Regions from separate parts of the Homo sapiens genome. Here regions 1 and 3 are each linked to region 2. A link is a contact called in ENCODE Hi-C or POLR2A ChIA-PET data. All regions are on one chromosome and are shown on one strand. Each heading gives the region's core, a stretch centred on a gene start or an enhancer-like site at or near the end of the contact. The rest is flanking DNA. Distances are from core to core; before and after follow the strand shown. Region 1 overlaps INSR (insulin receptor). Region 2 overlaps ARHGEF18 (Rho/Rac guanine nucleotide exchange factor 18). Region 3 overlaps INSR (insulin receptor).

The links. A loop is a pair of places that touch in the nucleus more often than their neighbours do. ChIA-PET counts read pairs that join two places held with the same protein, here RNA polymerase II (POLR2A). Pooled maps may share reads with other maps.
Region 1: a loop to region 2 is called in a map of sigmoid colon, with 6 times the contacts of the local background. The contact joins two enhancer-like sites. A Hi-C loop is called at or near these places in 1 of 168 maps with a recorded cell type or tissue (sigmoid colon) and 1 of 50 pooled maps. POLR2A ChIA-PET finds 5 or more read pairs at or near these places in 3 of 52 experiments (CD8-positive, alpha-beta memory T cell, activated CD4-positive, alpha-beta T cell and activated T-cell).
Region 3: a pooled map shows a loop between it and region 2 (2.3-fold over the local background). The contact joins two enhancer-like sites. A Hi-C loop is called at or near these places in 1 of 168 maps with a recorded cell type or tissue (sigmoid colon) and 6 of 50 pooled maps. POLR2A ChIA-PET finds 5 or more read pairs at or near these places in 4 of 52 experiments (GM12878, OCI-LY7, T-cell and 1 more).

Annotation. Positions count from the first base shown.
Region 1 is chr19:7,177,077-7,180,776 of GRCh38, forward strand. The region is part of intron 3 of INSR (insulin receptor); the gene reads right to left. Among named protein-coding and RNA genes, the nearest start is that of ZNF557, 110 kb to the left of the region's middle. RefSeq lists an enhancer at 2,119-2,218. Within about 2 kb of position 2,200, at least 13 of the 41 ENCODE cell types and tissues checked have a DNase peak (open chromatin) inside an H3K27ac peak, as active enhancers do; they include sigmoid colon, where a contact is called at or near this core.
Region 2 is chr19:7,367,164-7,370,366 of GRCh38, forward strand. The region is part of intron 2 of ARHGEF18 (Rho/Rac guanine nucleotide exchange factor 18); the gene reads left to right. Among named protein-coding and RNA genes, the nearest start is that of ARHGEF18, 20 kb to the left of the region's middle. Within about 2 kb of position 1,433, at least 9 of the 41 ENCODE cell types and tissues checked have a DNase peak (open chromatin) inside an H3K27ac peak, as active enhancers do; they include sigmoid colon, where a contact is called at or near this core.
Region 3 is chr19:7,147,348-7,150,622 of GRCh38, forward strand. INSR (insulin receptor) reads right to left here. Exons shown (of 22, transcript NM_000208.4): 11 at 3,150-3,185. Among named protein-coding and RNA genes, the nearest start is that of ZNF557, 79 kb to the left of the region's middle. Within about 2 kb of position 1,909, at least 2 of the 41 ENCODE cell types and tissues checked have a DNase peak (open chromatin) inside an H3K27ac peak, as active enhancers do.

The sequences.
Region 1 (3,700 bases), core at 950-3,449, 190 kb before region 2:
CCCAGGAGTCCTTTGGGAACCAGTCCTCCCCAACACGGGGTCTCTGAGATCAGTTCTTGGTTGCCAAAGCCCTTCTAGATCCAGGATGGGCACAAGATCCAAGCCAAGCTGAGCACCACCTTCTATTCCTGTGGGGGCTCAGAGGTGGTGGGTACAGAACTTAAGTCAGTGCAGTGAGGGTTTTGCTAGAACATGCTGGAAGGGGAAATTGTCTTCCTTCTGGAGTATCTAAGGGTTTTGCCATCTTGCTAGCATGGGGTGAAGGGTGAGGGAGAAGCTGCCTGATAACAAAACCAACAAAGAGGAAAATAAAGATGAAGGAGACTGATCAGGTACATCGCTTAAGCTTCTTGATACAGCTATACCTGAACCAACTCCCTGAACTTTTTGGTTATGGGTACCAACAAACTCCTTTAATCTTGGTTAAGTCAATGGTTTTTTTGTTTTGTTTTTGTTTTTGTTTTTTTTAAGATGGAGTCTCACTCTTGTTGCCCAGGCTGGAGTACAATGGCACGATCTCGGCTCACTGCAAGCTCCGCCTCCCAGGTTCAAGTGATTCTCCTGCCTCAGCCTCCCGAGTAGCTGGGATTACAGGCATGCACCACCATGCCCCATCTAATTTTGTATTTTTTTTTTTTTTTTTTTTTTTTAGTAGAAACAGGGTTTCTCCATTTTGGTCAGGCTGGTCTCGAACTCCCAACCTCAGGTGATCCACCCGCCTCGGCCTCCCAAAGTGCTGGGATTACAGGTGTGAGCAACCGTGCCCGGCCAGTTAAGCCAATTTGAGTTGGGGTTCTGGTGCATGAAACCACAAGATTCCCAACTGTTACAGTCTCCATTTCTTCATCTGAAAATAACACCACCAACGCCACAGCTTGTGATGAGGAACTCAATGAAGCATACCACAAAAGCACTTCGCACACAGAACGCAATTTTATCCGTTGCTACAAGGGTCATTTTTTATTGGTGGCATCCTTGTTGCTGCTGCTGTTGTTCTCACACTCCTGGGTATTCAACTCTTCAGAGTGATTTTTGTGACTGTAGGATCATAAAGTATGTATCTGGTCTTCATCCCGGTTCTTGGCACAGAGCTTCAAAAACCCTTGGAACTTTCTGAGTCACAGGAATGCTTTTGTTAGGAGTGTTAGGAATGTCGGGGTGACTTGTGGGGGGGGGGGTGCCTAGATAACATGAGGGTGGGGGGCGGTCACCAGAAAGAACAACCCTGTGATCAGAGGGTTGGGGCTTTTAGGACCTCCAGGGAGATGAGGGGGCTGGAAATGGCAGTGTTGAATCACATGGTCAATGATTTCAATCAATCACGCCTAAGGAATGAGACTCCAATTAAAACTCTGGATACTGGGCCGGGTGCAGTGCCTCACGCCTGTAATCCTAGCACTTTGGGAGGCTGAGGCAGGTGAATCACGAAGTCAGGAGTTTGAGACCAGCCTGGCCAACATGGTGAAACCCTGTCTCTACTAAAAATACAAAAATTAGCCGTGCGTGATGGTGCATGCCTGTAGTCCCAGCTACTCGGGGGGCTGAGGCAGGAGAATTGTTTGAACCTGGGATGTGGAGGTTGCAGTGAGCTGAGATTGAGCCACTGCACTCCAGCCTGGGTGACAGAGTGAGACTCCGTCTCAAAACAAACAAACAAACAAACAAAAACTCTGGACGCTGAAGCTCAGTAGTACTTCCCAGCTGGTGGACACACCAGTATGTCAAGAGGGTGATACATGCTGTTGCCACGAGGAGGCAATATGGAAATTCTGCATCTAGAACTCTCCCAGATCTTGCCGTATGTGTATCCTTTATAATAAAACTGTAATTGTATAGCAGGGTTTTTAAATTTGAGACAAGATCTTGCTCTGCCACCCGGGCTGGGGTGCACTGGCACAATCTTAGCTCACTGCAGCCTCGAACTCCTGGGCTCAAGCGATCCTCCTGCTTAAGCCCCTCAAGTACCTGGGACTACAGGCATGCACCCCCTCACCTGGCTAATGTTTTTAAATTTTTGTAGAGATGGGATCTCACTATGTTGTCCAGGCTGGTCTCGAACCTCTGGGCTCAAGTGAGCCTCCCACCATGGCCTCCCAAAGTGCTGGGATTACAGGCATGAGCCACCACACCTGGCCAGGTTTATTTTCATTCTGTGAGTTCCTTCTAGTAAATTATGAAACCCAAACAGTTTGTGGGAATCCCCCAATTTAGAGCCAGTTAGTCAGAAGTGTGGGTGGCTGGGGGATCCCCAAGATGCTGCCAGTGTCTGAAGCAAGGGAAATCTCATGGAGGGCTGAGCCTTAAACTTGTGGCGTCTGATGCTAACTTTGGAGGAGGATGGTGTCAGAACGGTGTTGCAAGTACACCCAGGTAGTGGCAGAACAGCTGAGGCAGAAACAAAATACTGACCAAATGTTTGACTTCTTTTATTGCCTCTATTCTTATTATGTGGCAGGCAATGCTCTAAGCCTGGAGTTGGCAAACAGTGGGCTGGGAGCCAAATCCAGTAGGCCACCTGTTTTTGCAAATAATATCCTATTGGAATATGGCCACATTTATTGGTTAGTACATCGTCTAACCCTGCTTTCACGCTGCAAAGGCAGAGTTAAGTAGCTCCAACAGAGACCATATGGCCCTGAGAGCTGAAAATATTTACTATCTGGCCCTTGGCCAACCCCCGTTCTCAGCTGCCGGTATACATGAGTGAACAAAGCAGATAATATGCTTTCCCAGTGGGAAATTATAAATGACCATGAGTTCTTTGCAGCCTCTCCCACCAAGAAGTGGAGTCTATGTTCCCACCTGTTGAATCTGGGCTTGGCCATATGGCTTGCTTTGGCCAATGGAATATTTGCAAACGTGATACAAGCTGAGGCTTGAAAAGCACTTGAACATTGAGGTCTGCCCTTCCTGGCTGCTGGGGTAAGAGACTTATGGAGAGAGACCCCCACTGACCATCAAAGACACAAGAGGCTCCCCTAAACCATCAGCCGTAGCTAAACAGGCCCAGGCCAGACAAACCTTCAGTCAACACATGAAATCATCAGAGCTCCTAAAGGAGTGTTTTAAGCCACTAAGCACTGAGGTGGTTTTGTTACGCAACAAGAGCTAGCTGATACACTCACAAAGCTTATCATCTGGTTGGGGAGAGTGAATAAATTGACAACAAAGGCTAGGTACAGTGGCTCAGGCCCTGTAATCTCAGCACTTTGGGAAGCCAAGGTGGGAGGATCACTTAAACCCAGGAGTTCAAGACGAGCCTGGGGAATATAGCAAGACCCCCAACACTACAGAATTTTTTTTTAGCCAGGTGTGGTGGTGTGTGCCTATATAGTCCCAGCTACTCAGGAGGCTGTGGCAGGAGGATCTCTTGAGCCCAGGGGGTTGAGACCACAGTGAGCCATGTGGGTGCCACTGCACTCTAGCCTGGGTGACAGACCAAGACCTTGTCTCAAAAAAAAAAAAAAAAGACAAAAATATCAGCTAGTGACAAATCGAAGAGTTAAAACTAAATGATGTGACAGAGAGTGCACGGATGATTGACTCAGACGGGAAGGATTTGCCAAGGAGGTGACTTTTAAGCTGCCATCTAGATGACGAGGGGAAAAAGTGGATCATTCTCAAATGCAGGGACAAGCATTATAGGAAGAGGGAACAGCTAATTGAAAGGCACAGAGGAAAGCGGATGTAGCAAGTTGCA
Region 2 (3,203 bases), core at 183-2,682:
GGTGGCAGTATGCCCATTTTAGAGATGGAAAAAACTGAGGCTCAGAGAGCTTTAGGTACTTGATCGAGGTCATGCTAAGCTAACAACAGTTACCATAGCAGGATGCAAACCTTGACTGAGGTCTTTTTACCCAATGACCATTTGAAAACCATCTGCCCTGTGAGGCACGGTGGCTCATGTCTGTAATTCCAGCACTTTGGGAGGCCGAGGTGGGATGGTCACTTTAGCCCAGGATTTCAAGACCAGCCTGGGCAACATAACAAGACTCTGTCTCTACAAAAAATAAAAAAATACTAGCTGGGGCCGGGCGTGGTGACTCACGCCTGTAATCCCAGCACTTTGGGAGGCTGAGGCAGGCAGATCACCTGAGGTCAGGAGTTCGAGACCAGTCTGGCCAACATGGTAAAACCCGTCTCTACTAAAAATAAAAAAATTAGCCAGGTGTGGTGGTGGACACCTGTAATCCCAGCTACTCGGGAGACTGAGGCAGGAGACTCACTTGAACCCAGGAGGTGGAGGTTGCAGTGAGCCAAGATCGCACCATTGCACTCCAGCCTAGGCAACAAGAGTGAAACTCCATCTCAAAAAAAAAAAAATATATATATATATACACATATATATATTTTATATATATATACACATATATATATTTTATATATATATACACATATATATATTTTATATATATATATACACATATATATTTTTATATATATATATTTTATATATATTTTTTATATATATATATTTTATATATATATATAAAAGCTGGGCATGGTAGTGCAGACCTGGAAAGAAGGAAGAAAGGAAAGAAAGAGAGAGAGAGAGAGAGAGAGAGGGAGGGAGGGAGGGAGGGCGGAAGGAAGGAAGGAAGGAAGGAAGGAGAAGACTATCTGCTCTATGATTTACTTGCCATTTTGTTTGAAATTAAGCCACTTTTTTACATGACAAAATGGGACCAGGGACACATTATGCTTTGGTGTGTTATCTTTTTCCAACAGACAACAAGATCAATAACTATTTACATTTTTAAAATAAGCATGTATTCATGTACTATGCAAAACTGTGCGTGGTGAGCCTTTCTGAAGAGTGGGGAACCCTGGGCTGTTTCACCTCTGGATTTGATGGGGGATCCCATCCCCCAAGGCTCCCCCAGGTCTAGGGAACAGGAGCCTGGATTTATAGCATCCTCTTTGGGGTGTCAGGGCCAGCAGGGCAGCGTACGATGCTTACTCAGATACCTGGAAAGACCCCCACTGGGCTGGCTCTCATCTTTTCTTGCCCAAGATATGTCAGAACAAAGGTGCAAGCTCCAAAATAAAAGATGAGACACCCCCTCTCTCCCTCCCTCAATGTACCTACCAGTGGGAGCTGGAACAGCCTGTACTGCCTGGCTCCCCACTCCCCAGCTCCACCCCCATCTCTGGCCTGGCTCCCACCTCTGCCTCCTCTGAGGGAGGCCAGATGCAGGAGAAAGAGGGAGGCTCAGCCAGGCCAAGAGGCTGTCCTGACGTGTTTATATTTACAGGAGGATGAAAACCAGAGACACAAAAAAACCTTCGGGGGCTGCGACAGAAAAGACAGTAGGAGGTTTTCCAGGCACTGGGGGTAGGAATGGAGCCATTTGGGGGGTAAGTGGGAATTTGAAAGGAGGCTGCCGCCCAAGTCACATGAGGGCCAGCCAGAGCTAGAGCTGTGGCTCTTTAGAAAGAGACTGAAAAAGAGGGACCCTGGTGATCAAAAGGCAGAGGGAGGAAGAGGACGCAGAGGAGGAGTCAGCAGGGAGAAGGGAGGGAAATGAGGACGGTGGCCACAAAGGAGAGATTCAAGAAGGCAGGCTGTGGAAACAGCAGAGTGAGTCCTTAGGAAGTTAAACCTAAAATTGACCAGGCGCGGCGGCTCATGCCCGTAATCCCAGCACTTTGGGAGGCCGAGGCGGGTGAATCATGAGGTCAGGAGTTCAAGAGCAGCCTGGCCAAGATGGTGAAACCGTGTCTCTACTAAAAATACAAAATTAGGCGGGTGCAGTGACTCACGCCTGTAATCCCAGCAGTTTGGGAGGCTGAGGCGGATGGATCATCTGAGGTCGGGGGTTTGAGACCAGCCTGGGCAACATGGAGAAACCCTATCTCTACTAAAAATACGAAATTAGCTGGGCGTGGTGGCACATGCCTGTAATCCCAGCTACTCGGGAGGCTGAGGCAGGAGAATCGCTTGAACCCAGGAGGCAGAGGTTGCAGTGAGCTGAGATCGGGCCATTGCACTCCAGCCTAGGCAACAAGAGTGAAACTCCGTCTCAGGAAAAAAAAGAAAAAAAAAAGGAAAGAAAGAAAGGAAAGTTAAACCTAAAATTGGCTGGGCACGGTGGCTCATGCCCGTAATCCCAGCCCTTTGGGAGGCTGAGGCAGGTGAATCATGAGGTCAGGAGTTCAAGAGCAGCCTGGCCAAGATGGTGAAACTCTGTCTCTACTAAAAATACAAAAATTAGCCGGGCATTGTGGCAGGCGCCTGTAATTCCAGCTACTTGGGAGGCTGAGGCAGGAGAATTGTTTGAACCCGGGAGGCAGATGTTTCAGTGAGCTGATACTATGCCATTGCATTCCAGCCTGGGCGACAGAGTGAGACTCCATCTCAAAAAAATTAAAAGAAAGAAAGAAAGAAAGTTAAACCTAAAATTGCCATGCAATTGTGCCACTGCACTCCAGCCCAGGAGACAGAGCGAGATGCCGTCTCAAAAAATAAAATAAATTAGTTTGGGCGCAGCGGCTCACGCTTGTAACCCCAGCACTTTCGGAGGCTGAGCGGGGAGGATCATCTGAAATCAGGAATTTCAGACCAGCCTCGGCAACATGATGAAACCGTGTCTCTACTGAAAATAGAAAAATCAGCCGGGCATGGTGGTGCACACCTGTAATCCCAACTACTCAGGAGGGTGAGGCACGAGAATCACTTGAACCCAGGAGGCAGAGGTTGCAGTGAGCCGAGATGGTGCCACTCCACTCCAGCCTGGGTGACAGAGCAAGACTCTGTCTCAAAAAGTAAAAAATAGGGGCTGGGCGCGGTGGCTCACGCCTGTAATCCCAGCACTTTGGGAGGCCAAAGCGGGTGGATCACGAGGTCAGGAGATCGAGACCATCCTGGCTAACACAGGGAAACTCCATCTCTACTAAAAATACAAAAAAATTAGCCGGGCGTGGTGGCGG
Region 3 (3,275 bases), core at 659-3,158, 220 kb before region 2:
TATTTTTAGTAGAGAAGGGGTTTCACCATATTGGCCAGGCTGGTCTCAAACTCCTGACCTCAGGTGATCCGCCTGCCTGGGCCTCCCAAAGTGCTGCGATTACAGGTGTGAGTCACTGCGCCCAGCCTGTAAGTGTTTAACTTTTAACCACCAAGAAGTGAAGTTTTCTGTTTAATCTTTTGAAATTAACTTTTAGTTTCTATTGCAGCGTCATCAGAAAATGTGTGGTCAGAAAACAAATCCTACTTTGGGGGCATTTCTTAAGATTCTCTTTATGGTCTTTTTGTATTAAAAGACTAACAACATTGTAGAATGGAAAAGAAAACAGCTCCACCACTTATCAAGCCAAAGATATGTCCGTATTAGCAAGATTCAGATAATTTCTATACAGGCACAAATGGGTCTCGTGAAAATAACCAAGACGTTGGTGCTTCATGAGTAACTACTGAGAAATTGGTATCTCAACAACCAGAGATGTAAAATGGGCTCATCAAACAGGCCAAATGAGTTTATATACCAAAAAGATTATAACCAAAAAGACCATGAAGTGGCAAAAGACAAAGCATCAACTGATTTTTTTTTTTGAGACAGAGTCTTGCTCTGTTGCCCAGGCTGGAGTGCAGTGGTGTGATCTTGGCTCACTGTAACTTCCAATTTCTGGGTTCAAGCGATTCTCCTGCCTCAGCCTCCCAAGTAGCTGGGATTACAGGCGTGCATCATCATGCCCGGCTAATTTTTGTATTTTTAGTAGAGACGGGGTTTCGCCATGTTGCCCAGGCTGGTTTCAAACTCTTGACCTCAGGTGATCTGCCTGCCTGGGCCTCCCAAAGTGCTGGGATTACAGGCATCAGGCATGAGCCACAGCACCTGGCCTAGGCAGCATTTTATTATCCAGCAATCCCACACTAACCTGGTCATCTCAACCAAGGGTCCTTCTGACCCCATCACCCAGGGGGATATTTAGCAATGTCTGAAGATATTTTTGGTTATTACTACTTTAGGGGGAAGACACACTACTGGCATCAGATGAGTGGAAGCCAGGGATGCTTCTCAGTGTTGTTGGACAGTGCCCTAGAATAATCTGACCCCAAATATTATTTATTATTATTATTAGTATTATGTATTTATTCTTTTTTTTTTTTTTTTTTGAGACAGAGTCTCGCTCTGTCACCCAGGCTGGAATGCAGTGGCGAGATCTCGGCTCACCGCAACCTCCGCCTCCAGAAATCAAGTGATTCTCCTGCCTCGGCCTCCCAAGTAGCTGGGACTACAGGCGTGTGTCACCATGCCCGGCTAATTTTTATATTTCTTGTAGTAACGGGGTTTCACCATCTTGGTCAGGCTGGTCTCGAACTCCTGGCCTCAAGTGATTGCCCCGCCTGGGCCTCTCAAAGTGTTGGGATTACAGGCGTGAGCTACCAAGTCCAGCTGTGGCCCCAAATATTATTTTATTTTTATTTTTTTTGAGACGGAGTCTCGCTCTGTGGCCCAGGCTGGAGTGCAGTGGCACGATCTTGGCTCACTGCAAGCTCCGCGTCCCAGGTTCACGCCATTCTCCTGCCTCAGCCTCCCGAGTAGCTGGGACTACAGGCGTGTGTCACCACGCCCGGCTAATTTTTATGTTTCTTGTAGTAACGGGGTTTCACCATCTTGGTCAGGCTGGTCTCGAACTCCTGGCCTCAAGTGATTGCCCCGCCTGGGGTAGCTGCGTCACCACGCCCAGCTAATTTCTTGTATTTTTAGTAGTGACGGGGTTTCACCGTGTTAGCCAGGATGGTCTCGATCTTCTGATCTCATGATCCGCCCGCCTCGGCCTCCCAAAGTGCTGGGATTACAGGCGTGAGCCACCCGAATATTATTAATAGCAGGACTGAGATTGAGATCTGCTTTGGACCAAGCCCGTACATTTTTAGACCCTTCTTGGCTACAGTTAGTATTGCAAATGGCCACTAGAGGGCAGATCAGGCCACACAGGTGCCTGGGAAAAAATAAATAAATAAACACTCTGCTAAAGGAAGAAAATCTCTCCAAGTGGTCCCAACTTGCCTCTTTAGTCTCACCTCCTGTTCCTCCCAAAAGCCACGACAGGTAAACATCTCCTTGCCTTTCTCCCAAGTTCTCCAAGCTTTTTCTCTCTCCCAGGACCATACTGCTTCATTCTCTTAAGACTCAAGTTGAAAAGAAACGTCCCTGGCCAGGGGCGGTGGCTCACGCCTGTAATTCCAGCACTTTGGGAGGCCGAGGCGGGCGGATCGCCTGAGGTCGGGAGATCGAGACCAGCCTGACCAACATGGAGAAACCCTGTCTCTACTAAAAGTACAAAAATTAGCCGGGCGTGGTGGCGCATGCCTGTAATCCCAGCTACTCAGGAGGCTGAGGCAGGAGAATTGCTTGAACCCGGGAGGTGGAGGTTGTGGAGAGCCGAGATCGCACCACTGCACTCTAGCCTGGGCAACAAGAGTGAAATTCCATCCAAAAAAAAAAGAAGAAGGAAAGAAGGAAGGGAGGGAGGGACGGACGGAGGGAGAGAGGGAGGGAATAAAGAAAAGAAAAGAAAGAAGGAAAGAAAGAAAGAAGGAAAAAAAGAAAGAAGGAAGGAAGGAAGGAAGGAAGGAAGGAAGGAAGGAAGGAAGGAAGGAAGAGATCCCTGACTCTCCTCCGTGGAATTCAGTGAGCGACACGGTGTTCTTTTGTTCATACCCTGTCGCCCTTTCATGAAAATATTCTGTTTCCAGATCAACCTCCATTCATGGTGTAGGAGCTGCTGGGTCGGGGCACCCAGCCGCGGGGAGCTCAGACTCCGGGGACCCCCACCCACCTCTGCAAATGCACGCGGGAGGTGCAGAGATGTTTAGTGAGCAAACAGTGGCTGCAAACAGAAGGCAGGGAGGGGGTACCCAGGAAGCACTCCCATGATTCTATGTTTTAGCAAGAGTGTGTTAGTGAAGGTTTCTCCCCACATTCATGCCCAGATTTCATTTCAGAGTGAAGGCATTGGATTTCTGAATTGGTGAAGCATCTGCTCTCCAGCACAGCTGCCCGCCGCATGCAAAAAGCCACAGAAACCCCTGGGTTCTCCGAGGCATCTGCCTGGCACGCCGCCGGCCCTGCGCGGAGCAGGCACCAGGGGTCGCACAGGTGAGTCATACCTAGGGTCCTCGGCACCAGTGCCTGAAGAGGTTTTTCTGTGGAAACAAAACCAACGCCTTTGAGGACAGAGGGAACTTCATTAGACAGACCACTGGGCTCTGACACTTGGAGGCCACATGTGTCCG